3 separate regions of the Mus musculus genome follow, and regions 1 and 3 are each linked to region 2. The links are chromatin loops, found by intact Hi-C in ENCODE. Cell type or tissue: heart. All regions are shown on one strand.

What was found. Peaks named below come from ENCODE experiments on the same cell type or tissue, not always from the same donor. Only the 100,000 strongest peaks of a DNase experiment are listed, where the experiment ranks them.
Region 1: it touches region 2 in a loop (8-fold over the local background); 14 of 42 quality-filtered maps call a loop at or near these places.
Region 3: it touches region 2 in a loop (7-fold over the local background); 7 of 42 quality-filtered maps call a loop at or near these places.

What each region holds. Positions count from the first base shown.
Region 1 is chr3:115,789,486-115,797,485 of GRCm38, reverse strand. No RefSeq gene overlaps it. Among named protein-coding and RNA genes, the nearest start is that of S1pr1, 78 kb to the right of the region's middle. In heart, a CTCF peak has its summit at 4,000 (motif pointing right); a DNase peak (open chromatin) is centred at 3,905; H3K4me3 peaks cover 660 bases; H3K27ac peaks cover 1,197 bases.
Region 2 is chr3:115,706,541-115,714,540 of GRCm38, reverse strand. S1pr1 (sphingosine-1-phosphate receptor 1) reads left to right here. Exons shown (of 2, transcript NM_007901.5): 2 at 1,427-4,108. The coding sequence starts at 1,598. The coding sequence ends at 2,746. Among named protein-coding and RNA genes, the nearest start is that of S1pr1, 4.5 kb to the left of the region's middle. In heart, no CTCF peak of the experiment used is centred here; DNase peaks (open chromatin) are centred at 1,550, 2,210, 3,000, 5,310 and 1 weaker place; H3K4me3 peaks cover 4,209 bases; H3K27ac peaks cover 4,091 bases.
Region 3 is chr3:115,811,237-115,819,236 of GRCm38, reverse strand. No RefSeq gene overlaps it. Among named protein-coding and RNA genes, the nearest start is that of A930005H10Rik, 73 kb to the left of the region's middle. In heart, no CTCF peak of the experiment used is centred here; DNase peaks (open chromatin) are centred at 3,166, 3,516 and 3,916; H3K27ac peaks cover 3,636 bases.

The sequences.
Region 1 (8,000 bases), 83 kb before region 2:
GCCATGACGGTATGAGCATTAGTAGCTTGTGACTGCACAGGGAACCAGATTCAACAGATCATTTTCATTCTTTACTTATGTAATGTGCAAGTTTGAAGCCAGTGGCTTTTAAAATCTTTCTTTCCCAGGTTCTTAAGGCATCACTTTTATCACACTATTATAATTCCATTCGCAGCTACCAGTGGATCCAACTGATCTGTTCCTGACACTCCCTTCTCAGCTGGCACACAGGCAAAGACCTCAGCCTGACGGCTTCACTATACACTAATCACTCAAAACTTTCTTTCTTGGTCCCTACTTTATCTCCATGTGATAGTTTGTATATACTCAGCCCAGGTTGTGGCACTATTAGAAGTTGTAGCCCTGTTGGAGTAGGTATGTCACTGTGGGTGTGGGCTTTAAGACCCTCATGTTAGCTGTCTGAAAGCCAGTATTCTGCTAGCAGCCTTCAGATAAAGATGTAGAACTTACCTCCTTCTGCACCATGCCTGCCTGGATGTTGCCGTGTTCCTTCCTTGATCATAATGGTCTGAACCTCTGAACCTGTAAGCCAGTCTCATTTAAATGTTGTCCTTATTAGAGTTGCCTTGGTCATAGGGTCTGTTCAAAGCAGTAAAAACCTAACTAAGACACTCCATTTCTAGATTCAGTTGCACATTGACCAGACCTGTCCATGATGTGCAAAGTACTTTATCACAGTTATTTTTCCCTCTAGCTGCCCTCCTTGCCCCTTCTTTTCTCTAGCTTGGTGGTTGGCTCCATTGTCTACCAACTGCTTGTGCCAGAAATATGGAAAGGATCTTCTGCTATTCCAGATAACCAATCTAGTTGTATGGAAAAGTCCCGCCCCCTTCACCCTTCTTCCATTCATCTCTTTACCTGCATCTTGGGGTGGTCAGAAGATGATTCTGTCACTACGTACCCAAAGAAGATGGTATCGTAATAAAACCAAGATGTAGAATTATTCAAACATTGACAGGGATTCAAAATGTTTTGTTAGACTGGAAGGACAGATGCTTAAATACATTAAAATTAAGTGTAGCTATATCATTTTATGTCTACTAGTTGGCTGTTAAAAAGAGGTAAAACAAGCCTGGTGTGGTGGTGACACATGTCTTTAATCCCAGCACTTGGGAGGCAGAGGCAGATGGGATCTCTGAGATTGAGGCCAGCTTATTCTATAGAGTGAGTTCCAAGATAGTCAGGGATACACAGAGAAAACCTGTCTCAAAAACAAAACAAAACAAAACAACAAACAACAATTGAAAAAAACAAAACCAAAACAAAATAATAAGAGAAAATAAGACAAGGTATGGAGATAAGCTGGAAACCATTGTCCATTGCTTCTTGAAATATAAATTATTGCAACAGCCTTGGTTGCAATGTGGTGGCATAAAATGGGGCTACTCACACACTGACTACAGGACATGGGAGAAACCAATCCCAAGCTGACTGTTGGCAGGTGCTATGCAGGCTGCTGGGGAGAAGAGACAGCAGTGGTCTCACCAACCCTGGAGCCTGCAGCTACCGTAGCATCCTTGCAGTCACCATGCCTGCTGTCACAATAGTGGCATGGCTGCTATTGGGTAACTACATTTTTTAAAAAAAATTGGGTTTAAGACCTCTTCCACAGGAGAGAATGCCAGGCTTATATGCTCTAATCTTGATCAAAAGTTCATGGCTGGGAGGTCCTAGGCTATGGTTATTTTGTTAAATGGTCACATTGTCAAATTGCCTGATAAACATTTGTTTATACCTATAGACCTGGGCTTTTCTCAGCCTTGGTCAAAGACTACTAATTTTGAAGTGGGCAGCAGCAGCCAATATGTAGAGAACAAGAAACTGAGTTCTTGTGCCTTAAATGGGACAACTTTATCAAATGTGGGCTCCCTAAGGCTCCAGGAACATCTCAGAAGAGGGTGTTAAAAGTGGAAGAGCTGAAGGATGGGGAGACATGATATAAAGTGTTGTCTTCGGGACACCGAAGTTGTAATTCATGATGTTGTAATCATGAATTCATTGCAGCTCTGGTTCTCTGTACAAGATCAAGATAGCCAACACACTGGCGCAGAGGGGGCAGGTGCTCTCCAGACCCCCACTCCTCACGGAGGAACTGTTGAAAGCTACCAAGATGACTATTGAAAGCTGCCCAAGAGAAGATGATTCCTTGGAGAGTGTTCTTATTGGTACATTTCCCATGTTCTACTGGATGTCCACATACCCATGCACACAGGGGCACACTAACTGGGCTCAGTGTATTAGAAAAAAGAAGAAGAAAGGAAGAGGAAAAGACATAAAGGTAAGGAGGGGGACATATTGCAGGGACACTTGGAGAAAAGAGAAATGTGGAGATGACATAATCATACTTTATTGTGACTATATATGAAATTATCAAAACAGAAAAATTATAATAAAATAGATTTAAAAAATAGATATCAGGTGCTGCTGCCATGGATGTGTTATGGATCTGTGACAGTTTGACTGTGAACTCTCCCCTACAGGATCATGGGTATGAGCAGTTGGTCCCCAGCTGGTGACATTGCTTTGGAGGGTTATAAGACCTCAGTGGCACCAGACACATCTGTTGGAAGTATCTCACTGAGTGTATGACTTTGAGGGTTATAGTTTGACCCTCCACTTAGCCACCTCTCTACTTTCTGATCTGCTAGATGTGAGAAGCCCCAACTATAGGAGCAAATCACCATATATCCCCTGACACCGTCTCTGCCTTAATGGACCTCTTACCAGTGCCAACAATGAAACAAATAGGGTTGGATTTTCCTCATTAAAAAAAAAATAAATGCAGAATTGCCATGTAATCTTGCAATTCCACCTTTAGGTCAATACTTAAGACTTTTAAAGTGGGTGTTAGAATTCATGGTAACATCAATCAGCACAGCCAAAAGGAGGAAGAAAGCAAATATGTACCAGCAGAGGAATGTGCCAACAAAACGTGGTATCATATGTGGCAGGATGTCATTCAGCTTGAACAAGGAATGAAATTCTGTCATGTTCTGTGGTGTGGATGAACCTCGAGTACAGACAAAGCATGATAAAGTTACCCTAAGTGCTGTGACTGGACACTAAGGGACAAATAGAGCTGGTGCTGCTTACATAAGATACTTAGAACCTTCAGATCCATTCAGATCAGAAAGGAAAAGGTAGCTGCTGGGAGCGGGAGGAGGGGCTAGCAGCTCATCATTGTCTCTTGAGTGGCATTCCAACATAAAATTGTTAAAAGAAAAATTTCTGGAGAATATAGTGGTGGTGTTTGCACAGCAGTGTGAAAGCACTTAGCAACACTCAACTTTACACTTAAAATAATGAAGATAGTAACTATATGGCATGTATTATTATTGTTGTGTTGTTGTTGTTGTTGCTGTTGTAAAAGTGTTCATATTATTTGGAGTGCCAGAAGAAATGTCTTAAATGATTGGAGAGAGTGTGACCAGACTGAAGACCGAAGAGATAGCATGGGTTGGTTCTAAAAAGCAGAGGGGGACTATCTCTGACACTCCCCAGTGGAAAGCCACAGGGGAAGTCTCTATCCCTCCAGCACATCTGGCTTCTAGTGACGGCAAACATGAATGGAGAGTCCTCCACATGTGCATCTCCTCAGACTCTCAGCAGGAGGTGTGCATTGCCTGTCTTGAACAAGCCCTCGTCTGCCTGTGTTAAGGAAGAGTGTGCTGGGTAACAGGTCACAACCACACACAAGCAACAGAGAAAGAACGTTGAAAAGGCAAAGCAATCCAGACTCCAAAAGTCGAGCACGTGAGAGAAAAAGTACTCTGGATTAGAACAAAGCTTTCGGGGGCTCTAGCAGGGAAATGTGTGATCGGTGGTAGGAGCCAAAATAAACAGAGCAGGCCAGCTCAAAACTGCTTATCTGTGTGGTTTCCAGAGTGTCAATAGACATAGAGAGTTGGCTGACGATGACACCAAAAGCCATTAAAGGCATGGAAGTCAAAACAAAAGTCAGGGACTGTGAGCCTCTGCCAGGCTTCCTCTACAGAGTCTCCGTTTTGAAGAAGTGGGCAGGAGGTGGCAGTCACGTTCCCCCACAACACACATATGAGCGCAGGCACATCCACATCCACATCCACACACACACACACACACACACACACACACACACACACACACACACACAGATTTTTTTTGAGCCCTAGGAAATATAATTTAAATTGACAATGAATACTACCCATGAAGGAGATGACTTCCTTCTTTTAATATATATTTTATTTAGTGAATAATTGTATACCCAGTTAAAATGGAAACTTCTTTCTAAACTGGCTTGCATTTGGGGGTGGGGAAAGGGTCGTAAATATGTATTCTTTGAGATTTTTTTCCTTCTTATTAAATCCAGGCAGCTTTAGCTCTGTGAATGCCACTAGGCTACGGTGGTAGATGGATCTGTATGGCAAGTTATATCAGCCTGTGGGCATGAGTGTGCCTCAGGAATTAGAAGTTCTCATAGCAGCCATGTTATGGGGTAATTTAGGGTAGGGGGTGAGGACAGAGAGCAAGAAGTAAATTCCATACACTGATCATTCATGCAGTTCACTGGATACAGATGCAAGATACTGGATGTTCACATCTGTTGAGTCCTTTCTCCAATATCTCAGTGCCAGTACATAGCAGAGCATAGGCTGCTGATAACAGAGCGTAGGCTGCCATCAGGCTAAAGTCCATGGTGTCACCCCCCCTCCCCCCGTGTCACCTCCGGGTTAGGTTACATTAGTTAAAAGGGCAAGGTTCTGCATTCTCTGTCCCTGTATCTGAACTTCTCCCATTATGCTCTAGAGCAAAGACTCCTCCCCCTCCTCCCCCTCCTCCCCCTCCTCCTCCTTCTGCTCCTCGCCCCTCTCCTGGGAACCAAGACCCGTGACTGCTACAATTAGTAATAAGACTTCACCACTATATCGCCGTTACCAAGCATGATAATTGATTAAATTCAATTGTTGATGACTAGAACTCACCTAAAACTTCTGTAAGCCTTATTTCATTTAATATTTTCAGTGGTGTTGAAAGTATATGCTGTGTTGTTAGGTAGTAGTGGTGCACTCCTTTAATTCAGTAATTGGGAGGCAGAGGCAGGTGCATCTCAGGAGTTCTAGACCAGCCAGTTTTATAGAGTGAGTTCCAGGACAGTCAGGGCTATACAGAGAAACCCTGTCTGGGAAACAAAACAAGGAGGAGGAGGAGGAGGAGGAGGAGGAGGAGGAGGAGGAGGAGGAGGAGGAAGAAGAAGAAGAAGAAGAAGAAGAAGAAGAAGAAGAAGAAGAAGAAGAAGAAGAAGAAGAAGAAGAAGAAGAAGAAGAAGAAAAGACAGAAACTTCCTCTTAAATTAATTATTTTGGCTACAGTGAGCCCAAATTTGAATTCTCTACTTAACTGAGCAGTGGTGACATACACCTTTAATCCCAGAACCAGGAAAGCAGAAGCAGATCTATTTCTCTGAATTTGGGGCCAGCTTGGTCCACAGAGCAAGTTCCAGGACAGCCAGGGCTACACAGAGAAACCCTGTCTCAAAAACCAAAAAAATAAAAAAACCAACAAACAAACAAACAAACAAACAAACAAAAACCAGAAAAAAGTTCCAAAGAATCAAGTTTCTTTCCTGGCTTTGAAGCCCCATTTTGAACCCCTGTTTAGTGACTGGTTCCTTAGCCCCATGTTCTGTTCCTGGGATAGTATTTTGCCTCCAGCTGTTGATTGGTTGCTGCTAGGATGCTTCATGGCTTCCTCTGGAACAAGATACTCTTCCAACTGATGGTCAATTTTCTCCATCAGTGCCTGGTTCAACCTGCTCCACTGTTGACTTCAGGTCAAAGAGTTGAGCACTTTCTTCCCCCATCTTGCTCAACAGGCACCCAGGCACCTCTTACCCTTCCGTGATAGCTATATTTGAAATGCTAGTAAACTGTGAACTCAAAAATCTCATCTACCATACAGTCTGCAATATTAATGTTATGGAATAGTCATGGATTAAAACAAATAGCCTCACTCTAGAAGAACCTATGAGATAGAAAATATTCTGTAACAGAGAGCTCAAACCTGGCCTAGGATTCCACTGGCCTTGTCTATCCTGCCTTCTAGATCATCAGCTACTCTGTGGACACTTCTGTTTTATGCCTTCTGTGCACCACATGGTCTGTTTCCTGGTACCAACTAAGTGGTTTTTTTGGAGGATACTGTCTACCCAGGAAGTCACCTACATAGTCTCTGGCTACTTATACCACTTATGGGTCCAGTTGAAACACCTCATCAGGGGGTGTACGATTTAGCATTTTCATTAATCTGCTCTTATGTCTGGAAACACAGGAGAATGGACTGCTGGTGGGGTTAACTTGAGTTAATAAAAGCCAAGGACAGCAAGTGCAAACCAGCAGTTTCTTTCTTCTGTTTCTTCTTCTCATCTTCTCTCACGCTCACTCGCAGACACGCCCTTCCAGTGTGGTTCCAGTGAATAGTGCAACACAGCAAATGTCATGGTCTCTCTCCGGTTTACTTGGAAGCAACAGCTGAGCTGGCATGGCAACCTTAGGCTACCTTCTTCACTGAATACCCTCTCTCTCCCTCAGTCCCACTGCTCCGAGATGACACCTTGTTTGCGCAACTAAATTGTTTCATCTGGGCCGCAGACCCTGCTTCCTAGGGAACTCGGGCTAACATAAGTGTGAACAGAGTTATCTGACCTATTCTTTCATAGAGCTCGTTAGTAGAGTTTGATATTGAATCTGCTTTCAGAGGTACTGTCGAAAGGGAAGATATTAGGGCGGAGGAGATAATCCAGTGAGGAAAGGGCTTGCTGTTCAAGCATGAAGACCCAAGTGCGAGCCCCAAGCCTAGGGGTAGAAATGAAAAGAAACAACTCAAGTGCAGCAAGTGCATTGGTGCATGCTTGGAAACATACACAGCACAGGAGAGGCAGGAGCAATAGGTACGCTGGGCTCACAGGACAGCCTAGCCTACTCAGGGAGTTCTAATCACGTAAGCGATCCTGCCTCAGCACGGTGAACAGCACCCAAGTTACAACAGTGCTGTTCTTTGGCCTCTGCATGCACGTACACTCATGTACACACAAACACAACCATAAAAAAAAGGGAAGAAATGAACTCAACTGGACCTTGAATAATTCTGAGAATTGTTTCTATTAATTTTCCCCTTGCTGAACAGCTTGTGGTCCTGGGAGGTTTGCATGCATTATGACTTTTCTGATTTGGCTTGGACTTGAGAGAAATTAACCCAGGACGACCTTGAACCCCAAGCCTCCCTTCTTCAGCCTCTTGAGTCCTAAAATCATAGGTTTGCACCTGCATGCCCAGCTACTCATTGTGTAGTTTTACAGGCAAGCAACTCAAAGGATAACATAGTTTAATAGTAATCTAAAGTTATACGACCTGGGCACCAGGAGGTGAATCCAATCTTTCTAAAGCCTTGGCTCTTAGCTACTAGTTTTCAAATAATTTTATGAAAAATAAATTCAGTGAGGGCAGACTATCAAGGAAAATGGGCTCCTGAGTGAAAATTTCACTGAGTGAGCCAAAGCGTGAAAGCAGAAACATCAGTTGTAAGAGAAGGTATGGATTACGGTTCTTTTTTATTACCTTAAATTATTTATTATTATATGTGTGCCTGTGTGTGTGTCTGTCTGTCTGTCTGTCTGTCTGTCTCTCTATCTCTTTATCTCCCTATGTCTCTTTTTCTGTCTCTGTCTCTCTGCCTCTGTCTCTGTGTCTCTGTCTCTGTGTGTATGTGTGTCTGTCTCTCTCTGTCTCTCTATCTCTTTATCTCCCTATGTCTCTCTCTCTGTCTCTCTGCCTCTGTCTCTGTGTCTCTGTCTCTGTGTGTATGTGTGTCTGTCTCTCTGTGTCTCTCTATCTCTTTATCTCCCTATGTCTCTCTCTCTGTCTCTCTGCCTCTGTCTCTGTGTCTCTGCCTCTCTGTGTGTATGTGTCTGTCTCTCTCTGTCTCTCTATCTCTTTATCTCCCTA
Region 2 (8,000 bases):
GCACGGAGTTTATGAAGTTAGAAAAAAAAAAAGATTAATTTCCAAATTATAGAAACGACTGGGGGAGGGCATGCTAGAGAAGCTGTGATTCATTAGAACGGAGAAAAGGGAAGACGCTTATTATTATTATTTTTTTTTTTTTGAAATCCTGTAGACAAAATTATCAGGCACCACGCCAATAATTTCCATTGCCTGAGAATGGACTGTAGCGATAAGAGTGGAGAAATGTTGAGTTTCGTAAGCTTTTGTCACAGAAATGACTACAATGTCTCTAGGGTCCCCTCCCCCCTCATTTGTTATAGAGTTGATCAATTACTGTGCAGACTTTAGAGTACTTATTTAGTGCTGTGTGTCCAACTTAAGTAGTGCTGTGTGCCCTTTAGGGATTGCTAGTTCTGTTGAGAGGAGGCAATGTTGGGGGTGTGGGGAGCGGAGGAAGTTAAAAGTGCCCATGCAAACTTAGCAGTATGTGTTTCTGGAAATTAATGTACCTGAAGTTAAAACAAAGTGGCGTGCTTCGTTATCGCTAGCAGGGTGACTTTCGTGTGTGTGTGTGTGCAAGTAAGCGTTGGCTAAAGTTAAAACTTTCTTAAGCAATCAGTTCATGGAGAAACGTCTAGGATTTGCTGCAATCTCTTAGGAGGGGTTCTCCGTGAATACCTTTAAACGTAATAAATGAACTTGTGGGGCGGTTGGGTGAGGCGGAGGAGTAAAGACAGAAGTTTTAAAAAGAAGAATAGGCAGTTGCTTCACGGAGGCGCCAAGCTTTCCTGTTTACTTCAAGGCCTGGCGGCCCACACCACACCTCGCTTTACCCTCTGACCATCGGACCCTCAGCACACCTGCTCCTAGGGAGTTATTAATAGAGCCCAGAAAACGGCTTACTTGTCAAATGACCTCCTACAAAGCTACTTTTTTTTTGGCATGGTAATGAGAAGGTGGGCTGGTCTCTTCGAGGTGTGTGTGTGTGTGTGTGTGTGTGTGTGTGTTGGGGTATGCATGTCTGCCCTGCACCCAGAATGGGCAGTTGGTGCCTTCTGTGAGCAAGCAGTCGATTTTCGCTTGAAGGAATCTCAGGGCTGGACACTGAACGTGGCAATGCCAGTGGAAATGGCGTGGGCTCGAAAACTAGAATGGGTGGCTCTCATTTCCATCTTGGTGGATTTAGTGACCCAAGGGAAGGTTTTGTCTCCTCAGAGTCTGGGTAAATTGTTTTTTCTACCTCTCTTTCTAACTTCATTTCTCTTTTGTTTGTTTATTTTTGTTTTGTTAATAGAAATGACCATTTGAGTTAAAAAAAATCCTCCCTGTGTCCTGTATCCTTAAAACAAATCATCAACAAAGTTGGAGCAATGCCTTGGCTAGAATGAATTATGCTAGTGTGCTGGGCATTTTCCCTGATTCTTTTCTTTGTAACTTGTTTAAGGCTGCTGTTTCTCGGAGGCCTCTCCAGCCAAGGAAAAGCTCCATAAAAGAAAAAAGCATTGGATTGCTCGCTGACCTGGCTTTGCTGTAACTGAAGGCTCACTCAACCTCGCCCTCTAGCGTTTGCCTGGAGAAATACCACCCCAGGCTCCTGGGGACACAATTAGCAGCTATGGTGTCCACTAGCATCCCGGAGGTTAAAGCTCTCCGCAGCTCAGTCTCTGACTATGGGAACTATGATATCATAGTCCGGCATTACAACTACACAGGCAAGTTGAACATCGGGGCGGAGAAGGACCATGGCATTAAACTGACTTCAGTGGTGTTCATTCTCATCTGCTGCTTCATCATCCTAGAGAATATATTTGTCTTGCTAACTATTTGGAAAACCAAGAAGTTCCACCGGCCCATGTACTATTTCATAGGCAACCTAGCCCTCTCGGACCTATTAGCAGGCGTGGCTTACACAGCTAACCTGCTGTTGTCTGGGGCCACCACTTACAAGCTCACACCTGCCCAGTGGTTTCTGCGGGAAGGGAGTATGTTTGTGGCTCTCTCTGCATCAGTCTTCAGCCTCCTTGCCATCGCCATTGAGCGCTACATCACCATGCTGAAGATGAAACTACACAACGGGAGCAACAGCTCGCGCTCCTTTCTGCTGATCAGCGCCTGCTGGGTCATCTCCCTCATCCTGGGGGGCCTGCCCATCATGGGCTGGAACTGCATCAGCTCGCTGTCTAGCTGCTCCACCGTGCTCCCGCTCTACCACAAGCACTATATTCTCTTCTGCACCACCGTCTTCACTCTGCTCCTGCTTTCCATCGTCATCCTCTACTGCAGGATCTACTCCTTGGTCAGGACTCGAAGCCGCCGCCTGACCTTCCGCAAGAACATCTCCAAGGCCAGTCGCAGTTCTGAGAAGTCTCTGGCCTTGCTGAAGACGGTGATCATTGTCCTGAGTGTCTTCATTGCCTGCTGGGCCCCTCTCTTCATCCTACTACTGTTAGATGTGGGCTGCAAGGCGAAGACCTGTGACATCCTGTACAAAGCAGAGTACTTCCTGGTTCTGGCTGTGCTGAACTCAGGTACCAACCCCATCATCTACACTCTGACCAACAAGGAGATGCGCCGGGCCTTCATCCGGATCGTATCTTGTTGCAAATGCCCCAACGGAGACTCTGCTGGCAAATTCAAGAGGCCCATCATCCCAGGCATGGAATTTAGCCGCAGCAAATCAGACAACTCCTCTCACCCCCAGAAGGACGATGGGGACAACCCAGAGACCATTATGTCGTCTGGAAACGTCAATTCTTCTTCCTAAAGCCTGAAGAAGCTGTTGATACTGAGGGAAGCATTCTGACTTGATCACCCACTACCCCAGCATTTCAAAAATGTCTCTCGCTCTCCACTGCTGCAAGGAAGGAGCAACTGGGAGCCTGAGAGAGGGAGGGAAGGGAGAATGTGCGGCCTGGTGATACCATGATGTAGGTAGGTAGTAATTGTGAACAATGCACTGGGAAGGGTGGAGATCAGGTCTGGCCTGCAGTGGGTTTCCTGCCCCCCCCTCCCCCGTACCCTGGAGCTTTGATTTTGCACTGAGCCAAAGGTCTAGCATTGTCAAGCTCCCAGAGGGCTCATCTGGTCCCTCCTCAAAGACTAAGGTCCCAAGAGAAAGTGTTGTGATCTCTCACTGTAATGTCAAAGTGAGTATGTGCCCTTTAGCTTGGTTGGGTGGTGTACATGTCCCCACCCTCCGGTTTCTTCTCACCCTGTCTCCCCTTACCACCCCTTCTTTATATCGTAACTGCCTGACTTTTGTTCATCAGAAGGAGGTTGTGGAGGGGTCTATTTCTTGATTATAGTGAGCAAGCTATTTGCTGGGAAGGCTATTTGCTGAGGCCAAAGTTTCCATGTAAACTGGGTCAAGTTGTTGGGAATTTGGTAGGCCATCTTTAAGATGAAAATGTGTTCCTTTTTTGTCACATGTTCCTTATTCCCATTACAACCACAATGGTTGTGAATGAAGAGTAACAAAGAATAACGAAGTCTACTTTATTTGAATTATACTGGGCAGAATCTTAGATGATACGGGAAAAGCAAAAAACAAACAAACAAACAAACAAACAAACAAAAATCTACAGCATGAGGTGAAATGTGAGAGTTAAGTCGTGCAGACCAAGAGCTGTTTCTTGCTGTCTTTCTCTAACCCCTACAGCACCTTTGGCACTTTTATTGATGATTTCAGAATGTTGTGTGATCCATTTCAACCAACTGGGGGAGAGTTGTATTTTGTTTAAAGAACATTTTCTGATTTTCGAATGTATTTGTTTCTTTGAGGTCATCTTATTGAACTTCTTCCTAACCCGTGTTAACACCACTGAATGTGTAGTTCTTAAGAAAGTGTCATCCTTTTGTACCCCCCACTCCCCAAAAGCATTACTTTAACTGACAGGGAACATCAGGAATTCTTTATTTCGGCTGTCACTAGGTATTGATGATGGTTATAAATGTTACAGAGAATAAAAATATATTAGTCTCTTTAGTCTGGTGTTCAGTGAGTGCAATTAAGCCAAGAAATGTCTTTTTTAAAAAATAGTATTTAATAGGTTCCTGACTTTTGTGGATCATTTTGCACATAGCTTTATCAACTTTTAAACATTAATAAACTGATTTTTTTAAAAGATTCTTTTGTGAAGAAAACTTTTTAAAAAATCATTCACTGAGATTTGGAGTTAAAGGTAAGGCCCAATTTAAAAAAGTTAAGAGAAGTTAAAAGCTTTTACCTTGATGAAGTAAGGTATGAAAAAAAATGTGGTTTGTTTAGAAACCACTCTAGCTTTTTCAGGAAGAGAAACTTCAATAAATTAGCATTAGAGACACGTGGAGAATATGAGAAAAACCATCAACCTTCTAAGACCACAGCAAATAGATACAACTATTTCAATTTTAAAGTGCAGTGAGGCCAAACAAAACCAAGTGCGATAATTCCATCCTAAAATACAGCCTTCTGAAGTTCAGCAATGGAGTCTTAAATCTATTTTAAATTATGACTAAAATGATCAGTTCAAACACCACAGCAAAAGCATACATACTTGGCCTTTTATCAACATACTGGGAAAGAGAAAACATGGCTAATGGGTGATAATGTTAAATTGGTCAGTGCTGTGTAAGTTTTTGGTTTGTGTATTCTTAAGACAAGGTCTCATGTGTTCTAGACTTGCCTCATGCTTGCTCTGAAGAGGAATGTGGGCTGTTGATCCTCCCACTTCCTCCTCCTCCTCCTCCTCCTCCTCCTCCTCCTCTTCTTCTTCTATGTTGGGCCCAGGTTTATGAAAGGCTGGGATTGAACCCAGGTCCTGACACATGCTAGGCTAGCACTTTACCCACTGAGCTCCATCTCCAGCCTCTAAGTTGTCCCATTCTAGGACATTGCCTTAGGATCTTATGAGAACACTATGGAACTATGCGATATCAATTATAACATGTAACAAGTGGAATAGTGGGTGGATGTTCACCCCTCCCACAGCTTTTAAACTTCCTCGGTTCTTGCCCATTTAACTGGTCCTACTAAAATGAAAGCAACTGTGAAACAAAGGCATGTAGCATAAAGTTCTAACAGTTACCTCAGAGTTACCGCCATCTTTGCTGCAGATTAGGTCAGCCTATTGCTACTTTTCAGAGTTTGTGTTTTCAAGTGTCATTGAGTTTACACAGGTCAGGACACAGTTGGGACATGAAGATAAACCTCACCTACTAGAGTAGATGTCATTTCTGGGTAAGGCTAACTGTGGGAAACAGAGTGTGTTCGCTAAGGAAACCTTAGGTCATAACCTCCAGCTTCCTGAAGGAAATGCCAAAAGTGCTCAGAAGACAAAGGGCCGGGAACAAATGCGAATGTCTCTATCCATCTGTCTGCTGGGGCGGAAGGGGTGACTTCATGTTCCACTCACTTCCTCAGGCTTTCGTTAGAGAGCCAGGCATAATGGAAAAGTGTGTCTATTTTGCTTCAGTGGATGATAAAGCTCTGCTTTTGGACTTATCTCCAAGCACAAGGTGACTCATGACATCGGAGCATAGGGTGGCTCATTGGTGACGGGAGGTCAATCTTCTTGCCCACCTCTGAGTACATCATCCTGTGGACGTGCATTCTTCATAGCTCTGCCAGACAGTGGATCTTGTTTGGAGAAAGCGGGGCAGTTGTAGATGTGTGGAAGCCCCAGTTCTAGTCAAGACACAAAGACAAAGATGAAGGGGTCTTTGGTTGCATCCATTGTGTATATCCGATTTTAATTGAGTACACTCTAAGTAGTGAGGATGAGAAAATCACTCAGTGACTGAACACACACACACACAATCTCTACATATGTGCATGGAGACATAGCTCAGTTGGCAGAGAGCTTTTCTTGCATGCAGAAAGCTGTGGGTTCCATCCCCAGTATCATAAACCTGGTGTAGGTATGGCAGCAATCCCAGGAAGGTGAAGCAGGAAGCTTTTCAGTTAAATATTGAGTTTGAAGCCATCCTAGGATATATGAGACCATGTCTGTAAAACAAAACAAAACAAAACAAAACAAACTAACAAAAACCAAGAAGAACCCCTAAAGTAGTCTTAGTCAGGAGAAGTGAGGCATATAAAACTACTTACATATTTGTATAAAAATCGAATTAGTTCCAAATATCAGGAAAGCTACAAAAGGACATTACATACATAGTATTTGATCCCCAACATTAGTAGCATCACAGAACACTCTCCAGGGCTGTCGAGATGTCTTAGGAGGTAAAGGGGCTTGTCACATAAACCCAATTCTGTCCCCAGAGCCCGTTAATAATAGAAATTGGACAAGGGAGTGGTGATTCAAGCTTTTAATACCAGCAAATGAGAGGCTGAGGCAAGAGGATAAAGAACTCAAGACCAGCTTTAGCAAGTGACAAATTGGAGGCCAAACTAGGTTATGAGACTATCTTAAAAAACTAGAGCTGTTACTATGACCAGTTCCTGTAATATTATTGTTAGGAATTTAGAAGCTTTAGTGCAAGTTATGACTTCAATCACCCATGCTTATTAGATAGTATATTCTATTGAGTAATATTGGCACTTCATCTGTAATTTCTAGAATCCCTATTTTTCTCCCCAATGTAAAAAGTCTGCCCTATAAAAGTAATCATTTTAATCAATTTGGAATTATGCCGACTTCTTCTCTGGACATTGCCTGTGTTAATAAACTGTCCAAAGCTGAGTGGTGGTGGCACACACCTGCAATCTCAGCACTCTCAGAGGGCATAGAAAAGTGGATTTCTTTTAAGTTTCAGGCTAGCCTGGTTTCCAGAGTGAGTTCCAGGACATCTGCAGCTACAAAGAAAAACCCTGTCTCAAAAACAAGTAAACAGTCCAAAGCCAACCAAACAAGGAACCTGCCCAACACATATTGTAATACGTCTAGGACTGCACTTTCTTAGGCTTTGGACCCTTTGCACCTATGTTCTTTATATCACCAAGATTGTTCACGTCTAAGCATTTGTTTGGAGATGCTACTCAGAAAGGAAGACTTCCAACAAATGATGGGTATTTCTAGTGAATGCTATAAAATGAGGGCTTGCCCAACTCTCAGTGGTAGCAATCCCATGTTTAATGGGAAAGCAGGCTATAGGACCAGAGTGGCTCATGTTAAGGCATTCTATGTACAGAATTTCTAAAGACCTTCTTAATAGACACTGGCTTTGCTGCTGGGCACATCTATAATCCTAGTATTCAGGAAGCCTAAACAGGAAGATTGCTGGGAGTTCTGGTTCTCATTTAAAACAAAACAAACAACTAAACAAACAAACAAACAAACACTCCCCCAAAGAAAACAAACCAAAACTCATTGGTTCAAAAATTAATTTCTAGCTAGAAACTGTTATAATAAGCATGGCAAGTATTTGTAATGAGCTTTTGTAGTTTGTTTGTAATATTATTGTTTTTATATAACTAATTAGTTACTTTTATTTCTTTGAGACAGGATCTTGTATAGCCAAAGCTGGCATCAAATTTATTTTGAATTTGAGGCATACACCATCACACCTGGCTCTAGAATTCTGTTTTGGGGGCAGGGTGTCGTATAGTCCAGGCTGGCTTCAAACTGCTGGAAGATGAGCATGAACATAGTAGGACTTTGCTTTGACTGATCAAGTTCCAAGATTACAGGTGAGTGCTACCACACCCAGTTGACGCAGTGCTGGATGTAGAACCCAGGACTTCCTGTGTGCTAGACAGACACAGACATGAGCAGAGACACTCTATTAACTGAGCTGTATTCTTTTTTTCTTTTTCTTTTTTTAGATGACTCATTCCATTCTTCTGGTGGTGTTTTCCAAGGCCCCCTAACTAATTTTTATCAAACTAAATTTGATTGCGTTTATTTTTAGAGTTGAGATGTTTGCATTATTTTTCCCTGAATAGTTTCTAAAGACACTGAGGGAGGAATTATAAATGAATCAAAACCAAAAGAAAGCTTCACAGATTTGAAATATCCTTTTCCTGTGAACGTGGTAAGTAGTGTTGGTGGGGCTCGTGTGTGTGTGTGTGTGTGTGTGTG
Region 3 (8,000 bases), 100 kb before region 2:
TGAAATCCAAGGGACCAAGGCCAAGGGAGCAGCTCACATTCTTTGAAGACGTAGAGATGATGTTTCACACCAGTAGGTTAGAACACGTTTCCACTAACCACCCTGCTCTGTGCCTGGTTTTCATGTATGTAAATTTCATTCTGGACCTACTGATTTTGCCTTATCAGTTTTGTTCTGCTAAAACAAAATGTCAGATGCTAGACGACTTCTAAGGGGCTTTATTTGCCAGGACTCTGGTAGCAAAGGGTCTAAATAGCACAGCTCCGATGCCCTCAAGAGGACCCCTGGCTCTGTGGTAACACGGAAGGGAAGTGAGAGGGAAGCGACTGCCTGTGAAGAAGAAGTAATCCTTTCCCGTGAGACCTGACCTACCCCCCCATGAGACAGCATTAATTCACGTGGGAAGTATAGTTCTCTAGGATATAATTACCTTTCTCTCGGCTCCACCTCCTAACTCCTGAGAGACCCAAGTCTGCAGCACCTGCACTCCTGGAAGCTCAGGCTTCATTTAACCGCAGAGGGATCAGTTCAATGTGTCCAAAAGTAAACTCGTCTTCTTTCTATGTCTGGCACGTTTTCTGTTCCCCTAGTATCGGTGAATACATCATTTTCAGTCTAACTGTCCTGTCCAAAGCCTCGGGACTTGTGCCAGCTGCCCTGTAGCTCAGTGTCTGCATGCAGACCCTCGCAGATCTTCCTCCATTTTGCTGTTCTCTCTACTGCCCTTTACCGAAGTCTTGGTTCAAATTCATGCCATCTGTATTACTCGTTGGTTTTCTGGTTTCGCTTAGCTGTACTTGGTTCCTTAAGTTATGTTTAGGCTGCTGGAGATAATCCATACCATGCATCTCACCACTGCTTGCCAGCTTCCTTCCTGAACTACCCGAGTTCTGAATATATTCTGCTTTCCAACTAATCCATAGTGTGTGTGTGCGCGCGCGTGCGCGTGTGTGCGTTCATTTAGGATAAAACACTGGGTTTTACACATGCTGGCCAAGTATTCTACACCGAGGTACATTGGTAGCCTTGACGTTTTAAATATAATTTTTAAGCTGGCTAATACTTCTACCTCATTGTTCATTAAACTTCTACTTCTAGTCTGTTTTACTGAATTCCTAAAGTATGCACCACACTTGTGCGTGTGCGCACACACACACACACACACACACACACAGTCTCATCCTCAGTTGTGTTTTCTCCACTTAGCCCACCCTTTTTTCAGCACAGACAGTGGAATCTTTTTGTTTAAATGGGTGAAGCATGTGGCAGTGGGTGGCACACACGGGTGGAGATGAGACTGTAGGAAACTCCAGACGCCAAGCTGGAGAAAGAATACCTGCCTTTGTTGCGCCTTTTAGACATGCTGTCTCTGGGGCAGAGAAAGATCAGGTAAGCAACCCTGGTCACAGTAAAAATTCTAGACCCTCTTTCTTTCTGGTTTGCCTTTGTGCTTGCTACTTACTGCACTGATCTGGGAGACAAGCTCTGCCTGTTCCCATTGCTAAACCAAGGTGCATCTCAAAGATCCTATGTCTCATGGATTTGGGGTCATTCTGTGGTAAACCTCCATGTTCCTCTCTACAGTTTACCCTGTCTTTCTGCTACTCCAGTGAGCACACCCCAAATCAGCCTTTGGCCTTGGCACCACCCTCATTATTACCTCTCAAGGCCTAGAGTCAAGGCAAGACATTTGGCAGTGACCAAATGACTATTTTCCAAAAGGAAGAAAACACAGAAGCAGGTAGGTCTTTGAGTTTTCAAGGCCAGTCTGGTCTACATAGCAAGTGCCAGACCAGACAAGGTGACAAAGTAAGACTCTGTTCCAAAAAGACAAAACAAAAAAAGAGAGTGGAGGGAAGCGGTGTGAGAGAGTCTGGAGTACAATCACAGTGATTTCTGAAAAAGCGCTTTGTTTTAAATCACTTGGAGCCTTGTGTCCACACATCAATGTGCAATTCATATACAGCCATTCCTTCTCTCATAAACTTTAGTCCGCTAGCCAATCATTTTGCTAATCTCTAGAACAAAAGATTTTCTAAGAAAGATCTTGTCTGTGTTTTTCACAACACTCGTAATGTGAGAAAAAGAAATCGTCCCATTAAAGACAACTGCAGTAAGATAAGTGTGCCAGTGGAAACACACATAAGCACAGGGATGTCTGGAGAAATTTACAGTCTTAGAAGTGACATCTAATGCCCAAAAAATCTTACCGAGGGCTCTCCACAACCTTCTCTATCTTATGCTTCCCAAACCTTTTTCTTTATCTCATTACATGTTCAGTATCTCATCCATATACTTATCAAATATACTCGGCAGTGTTGGCTTACAGACCCTTCCACTAGACTACTCCCAACAGCGACCTAGCAACAGCTTGAGTCATCATCACCTCTACCATTACTACCTGCTCTGCTGAAAGAAAGCATATAAAGGATTGTGCTTGCTACACTAACCTCCCTCCCTCTCTCTCTCTCTCTCTCTCTCTCTCTCTCTCTCTCTCTCTCTCTCATACACACACACACATATCTCTTTCTCCTTTCTCCCCTCCCACATGTTCCCAGCTGGCCACTCCTTATCTGACTCCCCTCCCCTTTCTCTGCCTCTACCCCTTCTCCAGGTCCCTGTTCTCTTCCCTTCCCCCACAATAAACTTCCTTTATACTAGGTCTGTCACATGGCATGATTCTCAGGGGGACACCTTGGCATGGGCCCACCAGGTACCATCTTACTTCATCGCTGCCGCATTATATTTCATAACAGACAGGAAATTTGGGCAGTTATTACTAGCAGAAGACTTTAAAGAAATCATTTGAGACAGTGTTTCAGTATGTAGCCTGGAGTAGCCTCTAACTCACTTGTTTCTGCCTCTCCAGTGCTGGGTTAAAGGCATGAGCCACCCTGATAAGCCAAAAGACATTGTCATACAGTTTAGTAGACAACAAGAGAGCCATGACAGCAACTTATTCTGGTATACAAAACAGTGAGTAAGGTTGATTTATATTAAGTATACCACCTTCTACCATCACCACATACAGTCCCAAATGACAATTTAAATCGAGTCAAAATCATGTCCTCTTAGATGTGGAAAGCATTTCAGCTTTCCTTGTCCCCGCATCTCCTCCTCTGCACTTGCTGGGCTCTTCCTGCTTTAGGCTGAGGTCACTTAAACATGTGTTTCCTACTCACGTGGGAAGGTTGCCAGTCTCTGACTGACGGTGAGGAAGGAAACAAAGGATGAAAGTTTATCTTGTATTATTCACGTAGTAATAACTAAACAGACGTTGAAAAACCACAGCTTTATTTTGTACATGTTTGGAGGACTTGTAGAGAGACAGTTTAGCTCCTATAGTGAAGAGATGTGTGCACAAACCACCACGGTGCTCTCTCCTAGTGTGCTGGCACACACCTTCGGGCGGGGTTGTGTTACTGCTAACGGATTTAGTTGTGGTTTACTGCCACTTTGAACTATCAAGGTTGTTTGATCCAGCATTAGAAGATTGCATTTTATAAGACCCAAGGCAACACCCACTACAGCTGTTGGCCCCGTAATGTGCGTCACACCTCAGACAGCCTGCCCAGCCACTGCTTTCCGGTTCCTGTTATTGTCTCAAAATGCCAAAGTTTGGAATTAAAAATCACTCCCAAAAGCCCTTGACTATGATTCTGTGAGCAAGTGTAAAAAAGTGCACACAAGTATGTAAGTTACAATCAAACTTAAAAGTCTAGATATGCAGTGTTAGTTTCTCTTAAAAAGAAATGTAAAAGTATTTGACAAAGCAGCAGTCACACTCTCTCCGCTCAGAGTTCTCAGCTTTTATCAGTGTGCTGGCTCTCCAGCTTTAGATTACAGTGTGCTCCAGTGTCCTCTGCCTGAAGCACTTCTTGGCGTCCTCATTTCAGAGTCTGACCTTGCACTCAAGAAACTGCTTAGTCAAAGCTTGCCCGCCTCTCAACAGTGTTAGGACACATCCTGGTCATTTGTGAGTTCTGAAGTCTTCAACACCAATGGGCTTTTAGCTGCCAGCACACAGGTCCCTCTCTCGGCTTCCTGATGGAAATGAAATGTTCTTTGTGATCTGAGCAGTGCTCAGGTCCCTGGTTTGGCCTCCATGTGTTCTCTGTCTACTCTCACATGACAATCATTTATTTTTTTAGCTTAAAAAAGAAAATAAAACTCTTAGAAACACAAAATGCCAAATGCCCATGTAACACTATGAGGACTACAGTGGACTATTGTGTAGAAGATTAGCTGCCTCCTCATCGCATACATGTTCGTGTCTGTGCATGTGTGCGTGAGTGTGTGCGCACGCGTGTGTGTGTGTGTGTGTGTGTGTGTGTGTGTGTGTATACATATGTGCATTTCATGTTAAATCCAATACCATATTCTGCTCTACCCTCTTCTCTACATTCTATAGATTTCCTGCTTCTTAGACTTATGTCATTTAAATATGCACGTACATGCATATTTTGTTACAAAAAGTAGGTAATCAGAGACAAACAGATGGCTCAGCTTGTTAGAGCCATCACAGGGCCTGGCATAGGATCTGGGTTCAATTCCCCTAACTCCAAGGAATCTGATGCCTTCTTCTGACTTCCTCGGGCACTATGCGGTACACATACATACATACATACATACATACATACATACATGCAGGCAAAACAGTCATACACATAAAAATAAATACATCTAAGAAATTGGACTATATTTATATAATCCATTATTGGAAATATATTAAATGTTCAATAACTTGCATTTTTCCTTAGTGGAGAGGAGATCGTGGGAATCTTTCCTGGTTAGTGGACTAGCTACCTAGTCTTTTAAAAGACTTCATAGTGGAAGGATGGGCTTACAAGATGCCACTCCTACTCGAGAAGACCCAACTCTTACCTGAGAATCTATACGCAGTTAATTATTAATGGGGGAGGGAGAAACATTTTCTTCAGTGGTGTAGCCATTGGTAAGGTGTCCCTTGCTAAAGTGGATGGCAATTCAGCTACCCTAGTACTACTGTTCTTACAATGTAGATCGTTATCTTTACTGCAGGGGCCTCTGTCAGCCGATATAGCCCTGGGAACCTGAGCTGGGACAAGAGCTGCAGCCTGGCCTGCTTCTTGATCCTATTGGATCCATTGGATCCATTGGCCATCAGAGCCTTAGAAACCTGGCAATGTTGGCATGACCATTCTTTCCAAGTTCAAGGTAGGCAACAAAAACAAGTCAGTCATATTGGTAGTTGACACCCTTTTGTCATCTTGGACGTTAAGAGGTCCTGGAGCTTTGGCGCTGCACTTGTAGCCTGGAATGTGTTTGCTTGGGTCTTCTTCAAGTAATTTCCACGCTTGTTGGCAAAAGCGTTGTTAATCAAAATAAACCCTTCCTCCCTAGTTTGCCTTTGTTGGGGGTATTTTATAACACCATGAGAAATATGACTAAGGCAGTCTGTCCCTCTGCTTTCAGCCCCTGGTCACCTCTCCAGCATCCTTTCTCACTGCGTCCTAGGTCCCATCAAAATGTTAATATATGCACACGTAAGCATGAAGTTTTTTGAGACCTCCAGACACCTAAAAATATCAGTTTACCTATGTGAGATGGTGTTTTGTGCTTTGATTTGAAAAATTATTATCATTTATTTTTCAGTGTTATGAAACTATCAGTTTCTTAATGAGGATTTTACCCAGTTTGCTTCTCTAGATAAGAGATATTTTTCTTTACTACTTGCAAATTTTGTATGGACACTCAGTACACACATGTTTGTCATTATTATTATTATTATTATTAGTAGTAGTAGTAGTAGTAAGCATAGGTTTACTAAGAAAGATTGTGAAAAGAATGCCCAAGAATGGGATTGGCACCAAGGAAGGAATACAACATACATTATGTTATTTGCCTATATTATTACCTATGCTTTAAGCACTACATCCAGTTCTTTGGTAAAATGGACCATATATCAGTTTGTTTTTATATATTCACCACTCACACCTATGGGCCCAAAATAAATACTCAGTACATTTTTATGATATCAATTTGACTTGATTTTCTCCCTCACAGTGTACCTTTCCCTGTTCATAGGAAGCAGTTACCGTTTCTTTACAATGCTACTTCCTCAGTTATATTGGGATTTTTTTTTCTTTCTATTTTTTCCTCCTCCTCTGTCTCCACTTCCTCCTCCTCCTCTTCCTTTTCTTTTTTCTCCTACCCTCACCCTTTCTCATTTTGTTTTTGAGACTGTATCTTACTTTGTAATTCCAGCTGACCTGGATATTACTATGTAGGCCGAACTGCACTGTAAACCTAGAGATCTATCTGCCTCAGCCTCCCAAGTGCTGGGATTAAGGGTGTATACCACCATGTACCACCATGCACCTCCATGCACCACTATGCATCTCCATGCACCACCATGCACCTCCATGCATCTCCATGCACCACCATGCACCTCCATGCATCACCATGCACCTCCATGACCTCCATGTACCTCCATGCACCTCCATGTACCTCCATGCACCATCATGCACCTCCATGCACCATACCTCTTAGCACACTGATGACCTAACTTCTTTTTAAGCATGCATTCAGCAGAATCTGCTAAACACGTGAACTTTGGGCACTAAAATTTTTCCTGGTGTTATTACCTCCACAGTCATCTTTGATATGTGATCATTTTGCATTTTTGCTGGTAACTCTATAGCTTTTTATTTTATTTTATTTTATTTTATTGCAGTAGAAAAACATCATGTAGCTTGATGGTCAAGACTCTACACTCTTAACCTTCAGCTCTGTTTTGCTTACTTCCTCTACAACTTCCTGCTTTTGATCTCTTCCCAGACTCTTCTCTATGATGTCTTCCAGGATCTTTCTAGAGAGAATTAGCATTTGATTCTGTCATTGTTGTTACAGCATTAGTGTGTATCTTGCTTTGTGTTACAATGATACATTTAGCTCCATTATTAGATTGAGAAAAAGAATAAGATCTAGAAAACAATATTTTTTTATTTCACAAAGTAAACATTAATGAAACAATAATGGGCTTTGAATCTGAGGCTTATTTTTTTTATTCCATTTGAAACTCTTCTACTCTTTCATTATCTACTTTTCTATGGTATGTCTGCCTATAAGGTTTACAGAATCATATACCATGGAATTAATATTGCTTTATTTATAAATCACATGGACATTTTATAAGTTAACTTGATACCATGTTTTATTGATTCTTTTAGAAGTTATTTCATTGCCTAGAGCTGCAGAGAAATTACTGGGGAATAAACCTTCATTAATAAAGAGAATTTATTACATGTTGGTATCTCAAATTCAATGCAGTTTTACGATAAAATATTTGTATTTCACTTGCCGAATGAATTAATTCTGTTTACTCTTTTGATTAAAAGATCAAAGATTTTTTGTAATCATGTCTTCACACATTTTTCATGTAATCTGTTCATCCCAGTGCAAGTGATAACGAAGCCACCCCTTATATAAATATTCAGAAGCTGATGTTAGTAATGGGACTTGGATTAGTTCCTAAGGAGGAATGGCGAGGGTGAACAAGCCTTCTTCTCCCATGCATGCAGAAGAGGATAATTTTCTCTCTCTCTTTTTCTTTTTCCAGTTAAAAGCCTTTTACTGATGCAAAAGTAATTTTGTGTTGCTTTTAAGTCTTTATTTGATGCACGCGCCTGGGGGACAAGTGACTGATGGAGTTGTCGGGAAACTGAAATGCGGACATGGACAGCCATGGATGAAGGACGTGGTGGGAATGAGTTCCCCATCAGTGTTATCATTAGTAATCTTCATACGAACATGCAATTATGAAAGAAAATATTCTTCCAAAATAAATATTTTTCTGGGGCTCTTATCTCTGAGGTAGAATGTTTGCCCAGTGTGCAAGGCTCTGGGCTCAATTCCCACTAGCCATATATGCATTCCCAAATAAAGGTCAGACATTAATGAGGTAATGGAGGTGGTGCACCCCCTATACTCAGCACCCAGGAGCCTAGGGCAAGAAGATC